4 separate regions of the Homo sapiens genome follow, and all the other regions are linked to region 3. Evidence: chromatin loops called from intact Hi-C (ENCODE). Cell type or tissue: PC-3. All regions are shown on one strand.

The links. A loop is a pair of places that touch in the nucleus more often than their neighbours do. Peaks named below come from ENCODE experiments on the same cell type or tissue, not always from the same donor. Only the 100,000 strongest peaks of a DNase experiment are listed, where the experiment ranks them.
Region 1: a loop joins it to region 3, with 5 times the contacts of the local background. A loop is called at or near these places in 2 of 110 quality-filtered maps.
Region 2: a loop joins it to region 3, with 2.0 times the contacts of the local background. A loop is called at or near these places in 3 of 110 quality-filtered maps.
Region 4: it touches region 3 in a loop (4-fold over the local background); 5 of 110 quality-filtered maps call a loop at or near these places.

What each region holds. Positions count from the first base shown.
Region 1 is chr14:60,964,061-60,966,560 of GRCh38, forward strand. All of the region lies in intron 7 of MNAT1 (MNAT1 component of CDK activating kinase), which reads left to right. Among named protein-coding and RNA genes, the nearest start is that of TRMT5, 16 kb to the right of the region's middle. In PC-3, no CTCF peak of the experiment used is centred here; no DNase peak of the experiment used is centred here; H3K27ac peaks cover 467 bases.
Region 2 is chr14:60,861,509-60,864,008 of GRCh38, forward strand. The region is part of intron 6 of MNAT1 (MNAT1 component of CDK activating kinase); the gene reads left to right. Among named protein-coding and RNA genes, the nearest start is that of TRMT5, 120 kb to the right of the region's middle. In PC-3, no CTCF peak of the experiment used is centred here; a DNase peak (open chromatin) is centred at 1,013.
Region 3 is chr14:60,756,498-60,758,997 of GRCh38, forward strand. All of the region lies in intron 1 of MNAT1 (MNAT1 component of CDK activating kinase), which reads left to right. Among named protein-coding and RNA genes, the nearest start is that of MNAT1, 23 kb to the left of the region's middle. In PC-3, no CTCF peak of the experiment used is centred here; a DNase peak (open chromatin) is centred at 1,354; H3K4me3 peaks cover 1,054 bases; H3K27ac peaks cover 2,175 bases.
Region 4 is chr14:60,806,919-60,809,418 of GRCh38, forward strand. It overlaps MNAT1 (MNAT1 component of CDK activating kinase), which reads left to right. Exons shown (of 8, transcript NM_002431.4): 4 at 1,407-1,510. Among named protein-coding and RNA genes, the nearest start is that of MNAT1, 73 kb to the left of the region's middle. In PC-3, no CTCF peak of the experiment used is centred here; a DNase peak (open chromatin) is centred at 1,253; H3K27ac peaks cover 366 bases.

The DNA.
Region 1 (2,500 bases), 210 kb after region 3:
AAATAGGAAAAGAGTAATCTCAGAAGCACTCCTATGTTAAAGAACTAAGAAACTGAAGTCTTTCTGAAGCTAAGTGTAAATTATTCCACTTTCTTTGGGAGCAAAAGCTGCAAAATATAACACAAGAAAATGACAGTGTAGGAAACCAAAGTTCAGGAACAAACCTTCAAGTGTGGTTTTCTAATGCTTAATCGTATCTTACGCCCTTCTCAGGATCCATTGCTCCTTTTCCCTCCCTCTTCTCCAAGGTCTGTTTGAAAGGGATTTTGATGGGATAGGAAGGCAGCTTTAGACAGAGCATAAATTAGGGCATAAGATGTCCTTTGTACAAGAATTATCTTAGACATGCTTTCAAAAACATACTTTTTTTGACCTTATTAAGAAAATAATCAAAGGTATGATTTTTTAAGTCTTTGAGTTTAGTCTGCTTTCAGTAAAAATAAGGTATAGGTACCAAAATAAGCAAACCTCGTTTTTACTTTCCTGGTTTCTGCTTATACGATTTACACATATTTAAAATAAACCCATGAAAAACAGGAATAGTGTCATGGGATTGGCTAAATAGTCAGAGCAATTACCTCCAGGCTCCCAAACCCAACTGAGCTTGACTTTTGGAAGTAAATTTGGCTAAGACTTCTTCCTCATTCTGTTTTATAAAGGTATACATGAAATGATACTGACTTCTGCCAGAAACCCCAGGAATCCTGTTCAGTGATGTACTTGTAATGGTCATGAAAGAATAAAAACACAGATGTGGATTAAGGTAGAAAAGTACAGAAAACACTAAATTTTCATTGTGCTGTTTCAATGTGGCAGATTCTTTAAAATACTTCGACATGCTACAATAATTAAAGGTTTTAAGAACATTAAGATACTTAAAAAATAAAAGCCCACAATTGAATAACAAAAATGAACTTTGTTTTATTTTTTATTGGCATTAATGTAGGTTGCCGTGGTGAAAATAGTTTGAAATACTTCACAGTAACAGTTTTGTGCAGCCCTAGAGATCAAAAACAGCAAAGTAAATAAGCAGGACTCTCAACGACTCATACTCACAGACATGTTTAATGTAAATGATTGCTAGAAGGGAAGGGCATTTTCTTCAGTGCTATGCAAAGAAATTTTAATTGACTTGGTTTTGGCAGTGAGAATTGTACAACTTAGCATTAATAAGTCAAATTTAAAAATTTGCTCATTACTCTGGATTATGACTATGTTCAAGAAATACTATTTTCAAGCACTAATCATTTAGATAAAACTTTTTTTACACATTTATGGCATCAAGGAGTATGACTGTTTATAACATTTTACCTATAAAGCTGAACTGTTTTATATACTCTTTATGGAAACATGGCCATAAATTAAAAGATGCAACTGTTTTGAATATTTTACTGGTGGTCCTCTGTTTTCCTGCCAGCAGTGCAGCTGTTTCAGGTTTCTCAGGATAACATATAAAAAGCTGTATGCACACTGCAAGTTTATGCTCAAATTGCCAAGCCAGATATGGTATGACTCAACTTTCCCAGAAGCAAGCTGTACCAAAATGTGATGAATCAAAACAGTTAGTTGCACAGTGGTTTGTATTACAGCTATGAAAACCAATTCTCATTTATGATGTTTGGCTTTTCAAGGTTGACAAACATTCTACTGTGGTGCTTGAATTTTACCATAAGTGAACATCTATTGAAGCTAAGACTATGCTTTTCTTTTGAGGATCTGAGGAAAGGAAAGGGTGATACATTATCATCTGGTGTGCGGATAAAAATTAGCTGGAAACTTGTATCAGGAATGGAACATTTCATTTCCAAGTTACCTATAAAAATATTACTCACTTATTATTTGTATGATAGTTATTGAATTCCCTGTGAAGCCAGGTTAATTTTTAGACCTTTCTGAGGTAACTTAACATTTACTTCATTTCTCATGCATCAGAATCTTAACAGTTGATACTTTATTGTGTCTTGGAAAGTAATAAGCAGATAACTTTATGGCCATGGGGTAGGTGTGGTGAATCCCTATTTCAATCCTATGCGACCTAAGGTTCTATCAAGAGTTTAACAACGACTATTTTTCTTTTTTTTTTTTAAACAGGGTCTCACTCTGTTGCCCAGGCTGGAGTGCAGTGGTGCGATCTCCGCTCACTGCAACCTCTGCCTCATGGACTGAAGTGATTCTCTTGCCTCCCAAGTAGCTGGATTACAGGCACCTGCCACTGTGCCTGGCTACTTTTTCTATTTTTAGTAGAGACGGGGTTTCACCATGTTGGCCAGGCTGGTCTGAAACTCCTGTCCTCAGGTGATCCACCTGCCTCGGCTTCCCAGAGTGCTGGGCTCACAGGTGTGCGCCACCACACCCAGACAACAATGACTAATTAATAATAGTAGTCTCTAAAGTGGGATGTGTCCCATGAGGATATGTAAGATACAGTATATGGAGAAAATATTAAAACATTCATTCATTAATTTATTTAGAGATGGAGTCTCGCTGTGTCACCCAGGCT
Region 2 (2,500 bases), 110 kb after region 3:
TCATTAGGTTTTTTTCACCATTAAAAAAAATCAGTTTAATATTGAATTATTTTTTTAAAAAAATTTGAAAAGGTCTACAGGCATCTTAAAAATTGTCTGTACACTTGCTATTAATGAAAAAATTAGAAGAATTTCGAGCAAGAAAATATTCACCTGAATCAACATATTTTAGTGTCCTTAATGTTGAGCAATTAGCTGATAAGCTAGTTTGAACCTGACTTTCAGGATAGAATACTTTTGAGGTTGTATTTGTTTTTTTGCTTTCAACAAGGCAAGTCTTGATGCTAGATCAATTAGCAAATCTTGAAGAATTAACTTAAATGGTGTGGTAATTCCTGTTATTAGAGATATTTCTTAGAACTCATGAAATTCCTCCCTCCCACATGATATCAGATGTGTTGAGTTGAGAAAGTTGCTGGGCAGCAGTCTTGTATATCAGAGTCCAGTTCAAAGTTGTTAGAATGAGAAGTGTTTTTAAAATGTTATGGGAATGCCCGAATTACAATTGAACTTTGAAATTAAAAAGAAAACACAAGACAGTATAAAAATAAAGACCTATGAGAGTGTTGTAGCAAGTTGGGCTTTTTGTAACCTACCGTTTAAAATACAGATCTTTGAAGGCAGGTTTTTACTAATTATTTTATTACTTTGCTCTTGCTAAAGACAGCAAGGCAAGTAATTATCCTCAGATCTGAAGATTAAAAGTCTTATGATTTTTAAATAAATATTAAGCAAGGAGAGTAATTTTTATAACTGTTAGCACATATGCTTTGTGTGCTAGCTTTTTCCTAATGTAAAATAAATCTGAATATGCCATACGATTGGTGACAAATAAAAAACTCTTTGTGCAATTAAGAGAAAATCTGTTTATTTAAGAGCTCTCAAAGGTTGTAAAAGATTATACTTGGCTGTATGTGAAGGATAAATGTTGTGAAATAATGCCCCTTAGTTCCCCTTTTATAATAAATCTCAGCTGTGTGTTCAGCACAAGGGCTCAGTGCCAAAAAGAACAGGTTCAACTTGTCCGTGAGGATTTGCACCACAGTAAAGTGCACAACTGCTTTTGTAGAGGTCATTGTGGAGGTCAGGGCATGTACAGTTGAATGAAAGCAACTTTAGAAACATGGTAGATCATAGAGTTACTTGAGATTCAAAAATCAATGTTAACTTAAAACATTAAAAAGATGGAAAATCATAAGAACCTTCAAATATATTTTTATCTTTATCTACATATGTTAATATGTTTTCATACAGATTAAAAATAATTTCTTTGGCATCTTGTGCTAGTATAGTTTTAAGGATCTTCAGGATATTTTATAATTGCCAAGATTTGGAAGCGTTGACTATTTTAATATTTGTTAAATTCTTTAGAGTGTTCACATAATGAAGGTAGGATATGATGGTGGTAGAACAAAGTGTGCAGGGATATGTGCATGGTGGGAGTAAAGGCAGGGGAGTGTGGATGAGTTTTAATAAAAATATGGGTGTAATCTGGAAAATGTCTCTACAAGTCATATTTATCTTGAGTTTGTGATCGAAAGATTCGAAATTTAACAACAACAACAACAACAACAAAGAAAATGCAGTCTTATACAGTATGATTCTTTTTCCTAAATATCTCAAAAATACTTTTATACATTTGTGATAAATAGAAATAAATGAGAAATAGAATGTGGAGAGGCTGTAAGATCCCAGGACTCCAGCCAGTGCATTGAGTTTCATATAAAGAATACCTGAAAAGATATAACTAAGTAGATGCATAGCTTACCTGGGGTTATATTTTATCTAGAGCTGTACTTCATGACTCTTTTCTCGTTTCTTTTTGGTGACTATTTTTTAAAAAATGGTGATCATAGCAAAATGACAGGCAACCATTGGTTTCAGTGTGGGGATTAATTAGTAATCTTTAGAATGTGCTTCAGCAAATGCAGCTGATTGGCAGTAGCATCTGTCTCAACAACTGACGGAATGTTAGTACTTTTATCAAGTAATTTTCAGAAGGGCTCCAAAGCTGTTTTACTAAACTCTCTCATATGAACTGCTTTCTTTGTCCTCTAGGGCATTGTTTTACTAAATATACCTATCCATGAATTAACTAATTAGTGAAAGGAGGGCTATAAAATTGTTATTTTTTTAATTTTAAAAAATGGACACAAATGTGATAGTCTGTGTATTCTTGTATTTGTGGGACCACCACTATGCTCACTGATCACACACCTATGTTCTCAGATGAAAAATTTATAAAGGATTGTGATTTTGCTGTATTGTTTTTGTAGTTCGTCTCATAAAACATGTCTCTTAATTATGAAGAGTGATTTGTTAAAGTACAATAAACTGTGATTTAAAGGATTGATTAGTATAGTCAGCTTTCTAGAAAGGCAATTTACTTCTGCATTGCCAGGAATTACTCTTCTTAGTTGAAATAGCCTTTTTACTAAACTGGTTCATATTTCAAAGGATATGCAGTTTAACATTCATTAACAGACAAGCCATCAATTTT
Region 3 (2,500 bases):
AAATAGTATATTTTTATACTTCACAGTGTCTTATGGATTGCTTACCATTTAACAGTTAAGCTGGAGGATGGAAAAATCTTGATGTAAGTGGTAGGAACTTCTGCCAACTGGAAATCAATTAAAATGAAAATAAAGCAAGTATAAAGTTTTAGTGTTACTGGGAAGATACCATTTGACTCACAAAGGTGTCATTCATGTGCTCTTTCTGGCTATATACCTGTGGCCTAAAGCTGTGGTCTTTTGGGGATTTAATTATTAATACAGAAATGTGTTTTACAAAATAGAGCCATGTCTATTTTGATGCCATATAGTTTCTTTTTAAAATGTATAAATGCCCTTGCGTTTTTTTGGGCAAAATCAATCATGCTGTCTTGTATTTGGAGGTAAATGACAACAGGATATTCACTTCCAGTTTAAGTAGTAGCCTACAGTTTCTCTTGAATTTAGTTTTTGGCTTGGTTAAACCATTAGTGTATTTGACCTGGACTAGAACTTGATTTTAAGATGTCATCAGCTGTGAGTTCCCAAGTGACTGGCTCTCACATTTCACTGAGAGAGAACAGGCTATTTGACTTGTTAGTTTGAAGAAATCATATGCAACTTTCTGGTACTGCAGAAGTTGTTCAGAAACATAACACAGAGTACTAAGAAGCTAAAAATTTCCTGTTTAAAACTAACGGTGTATGGAGTAATTTATTTTGTGGAATCTGGAGGGATTGGTGTTTGAGATGGAAATACATACTGATCTGACAGTTTCTTACTCTTATTTACCTCTTTCCTCAGTTTTTGGTGATAATTCCAAGTTATATTAATATATAGACTGTATCAAGCCACTATGAAAATTTTATCTAAATGCAGTTCCAGATTTTGCAGTATTTTAGTGCATTTTTTTTTATTGTCCACACACACCCACACACAGGCTAGAATGTTTGACATTTTCTGGTCATCAATTGAGACACTGAAATGTCTTGTTTGATAAAGTTATATTTTGTTTCAAAGATATTTTTAATAGACTGTTCCTAAGCATTTGAACCAAACAGCAGCTATGAGCTTAGGGCTTTAGGGCAAGATTTCCTAGAATATCATTCATGTTACTCCTAGTTTACATCAGAATATAGGAGACAAACTATAATTTAGTTTCAGTTAATACTTTCCAAATTTTTACCCCTGTGGCATTTGTCTGAGAAATACTGATGAGTCACAGAGATTCCCTTTCTGTCCTTAACTAGAACATATGTAGAATAGGAAATAGGAGAAAACTGTTCATGCATTTCCGTGCTTTTAGGTTTTTTTCTGCTCTTGGCAGTGTATTGATTCTGATGCTTTACTTATTTTGTAATTTTTATTTTATGACTTCCTGTGTACAAGGAGTTGATGATGCAAAGTTGAATCAGAGGTAATTTTTGCCCTGAGGTCTCATTGCTAAGTATGGAAGATAGACAAACAAAATGTTACAATACACTACAATAATTGTTATGATGAGTGTTGTTGGAACCATCTAAGGAGCATAATTTAGATGGTAGAGGGCAGTGGGACCAACAAATATACCAGATATTCAAATAAGAAATCTGAGGTCATACTATATGTACTAGGCTTATTTCTAAGCCCTACGAAGTTGTGCCCATAACTGTCTCCTTAATAACTTCCAAATTACAGATTTTATCCTATTCCCCTTGTAGTCTATGTCTTCCTTATCTCTACTTGGACTTTTTTTTTTTTTTCTTTTTGAGGTAGGGTTTTGCTTTGTTGCCCAGGTGAGAGTGCAGTGGCAAGATCATGGCTTCTTGCAGCCTTGACTTCAGGGCTCAAGCAATCCTCTCATGTCAGCCTCCTCAGTAGCAGGAACTACAAGTGTGTGCCACTACACCTGGCTAATTTATCTTTTTGTAGAGACAGAGTCTTACTGTGTTGCCCAGGTTGGTCTCGAACTCCTGGGCTCAAGTGATCCTCCCACCTCAGCCTCCCAAAGTGCTGGGATTACAGGTGTGAGCCACGTTGCCTGGTCCACTTGGACTATTTCAACTGTCTCCTGGCCGAGGACTGCTTCAAGCTTAATTAACATGGATACTGCTTACTACCGCCCACTCCTCCCAACCCTCCAAAAAAAAACCCCCAAATTCAGAAAACAAAACAAAAAATAGTCTTCCCCTTTTAACCATGATACTTCCTGCTTAAACTTCTTTGGTGGTTTCTTGTGTCTTCCACCAATGCTTCTCACATTTTAAAAAGTAACATTAACAATGGAGGAAAACAAATTTGTACCCCTAGTTTGTCTGGAGGTGCAACTAGAAGTGTCGCTTTGAAAGCCCCTTTGAAGTTTTGGTTGACCTTAAAAATGCATGTAAGATTTTAATTTTTTAATATTTTCTGTTAGTATTAAAACAAAAAGTATATGCCTTCCTAATTTTTTATCTCATACCCCTAACCTTTGCATAAAATTGATGTTTTAGGAAGACGCACCACGTTTTCCTCTGGCTTTATGTAATCCCTGACACACAGA
Region 4 (2,500 bases), 50 kb after region 3:
CTGACTGTTTTGTGTCAGGACTAGAGTGTGATTTATGAAGATTGTCCCACATTGCATCCTAGCCAGATTCCCTGACTTATTTTCTTTCCCACTTTATGTTAAAAAACTGGAGAAGTTGCTAGAGGATAATTGCTTCTCATTTTCTCTCAATTCTTCCAGATTTAAAATTGCGTATGATAAAACTGAATAGACTTTTGCCTTTATACCTAAATGAGCCTGGATTTTCAACAGTGATTATGATAAATTGATGTTCTGAAATAAGTTGGCCTTTTGAGAAGAAAAAAATGAAATTATAGATCAAACTGGTCATTTGAGTCTGTTTGATGGCTTTACTCAACAAAACAAGCAACTCTGTGTTGGTCCTCCGGTGTTACTTTTCAACTCTTATAAGCTATTAAAGGAAAGAGTGAGATGGGGAAGCAATCTGTAGAAACCCAAGGGATAGAGCAGAGTTATTTAGGGTAGATCCGTCTTGTTTGTAGGGCAAGAAGCAGGAAGCAGTGGTAAGTAATTGGAGAAGGGGTGGAAGGGCTAATAATGGATGTAGAAAGATTACAAGGGAAGCTAAAGGAGGCTTGAATTGAATTATGGAACAGGAGAGTCTTACTGATATGGATTCCTCCATATGAGTTTATATATAGCAAGAAGGTCTTTTTTTAATTGTTCAGAGTATTATAGTAACTTTGATTTACATATGGAAAATTAGAAGGGAATATGGCATTCATAATTCAAATTATTTTGAGTTGGAATTATAAAAAGAGAGTTGTAATTTACAGAAAATTTAGTAGTATCTAAACATGTCTCAGTGGTTCTCTTAAGAAATTCTTTTACTTTAAGTTTTGGTGCCAGTTTATCCTTTATTTTTCTTCTTAAGTTCCAACTCCTTTATTTCATACGTTTCTAGAGCTAGACTACAAGGGAAGTAATTCAAGCCTGTGTCTACTCATGTTGGAGACAATTGGAATGGGGATAAAACCTGTTTTTTGTTTGATATAAATTATAAAAATATATGATTTTTTAACTCTTTTTTTAAAATTCTGATTCTTGTAGTAGATTCCAGACTTACTCTTTATATTAAAAAAATTTAAACAATTTTTTTATGCTTTTAAAGCTAGAGAGGGGACTATAAAAATCAGATCTAAGCACATATCTTAGGTTTTCTGGAGTGATCCTGACATTTAGGTATTTTGTGCGAGTCAGACAGTCTGTCCTTGTGTTTGGCTTGGAAAACATGTTTGCCGTAACTAGAGCTAGTCTCTAAAATAGGTAGCTGATTAAAAGGTCACAAATAGAGCTATAAAGAATGACAACCTAACAAATGAGTCACTGTGGTATTTGTTTTTTATTGTCTACTCAAGATTTATATTAAAAATATTTTTCATGTCATCGTTTCCTTTCTAATGCAGTTTTCAACTTGACCAACAATGTGGATTTGGACAACACCAAAAAGAAAATGGAGATATACCAAAAGGAAAACAAAGATGTTATTCAGAAAAATAAATTAAAGCTGGTCGGTTGCTAAGTATTTTCTTCTTATTTTGTCTTAGAAACAAATGTTTCCACATGATACTTTAAAAAGCCATCTTCCTTTAAACCAGTTACATTTATAGAAAATTTAGCTGAAATTTAGACCAGAAATATGAATATATGCTGTATAGGTATGTAGGTAGGCAGGCACACATTACTGTAGCAAAAACCACTTTGACAGCATTATGTTAGACTGTGCTTTCTTAAGGAAGTGGATCCGTAAGATAGGTGATTGTTAACGCTAGTTTTATCTGCCTGTATAATCTTCTGGTAAGTGAGCATTTGGACAGTGGTCACAAAACACTGGAGGCTCATTTTTATCCTTGGACATTAATTTCTCTAAAGGAGAGAGAAAACCCAGACAGACGGTGATGGAGCTACCAAGAGGGAGATAAAACAAAAACACTATTTATTAGAAACTAAAATGAATTCATGATTAGATCAGAGGAACACATTTGTAAACTAAGGTTAACTTTGGTTTCTCAATTAGTTACCTTTTTTGTTTTACCGAAAGAGTAACATTGCTAGATATAAATATGATTTTGGTTTGTTTTAGTTGATCTCATGTTGAAGTTTGTTTTGAAAATATCTCAGGAGTCATTATTATTATATGTATTAGAATGTATTCTATAAAGAAAAAATTGTATGCATGCAAAGGAGCAATTGTCTAATTTATACACTTTAGCTATCATTTCTATAGTACAGTTTGGCTTTCTAGTTGTAGGGGAAAGCAGAGGTAATTACGTTTGAGATACTTTATCAGGATTTTGTAATAATCAGTGAAAAGGATACAAGTATATTTGGATCACATAGCTTATATTTTCATTTTGTATTTAGAAGAGACTTCCTCCTTGTAGTCTTATAGTGTTTTATATCAGCATTTCTTTCCTGCTGTAAAACTCTCAATGAATTGATACTACATTTTCATTCCATTCATAGCTAGCCTAGCTTTCTTTTAAAAGTATCTTATTTC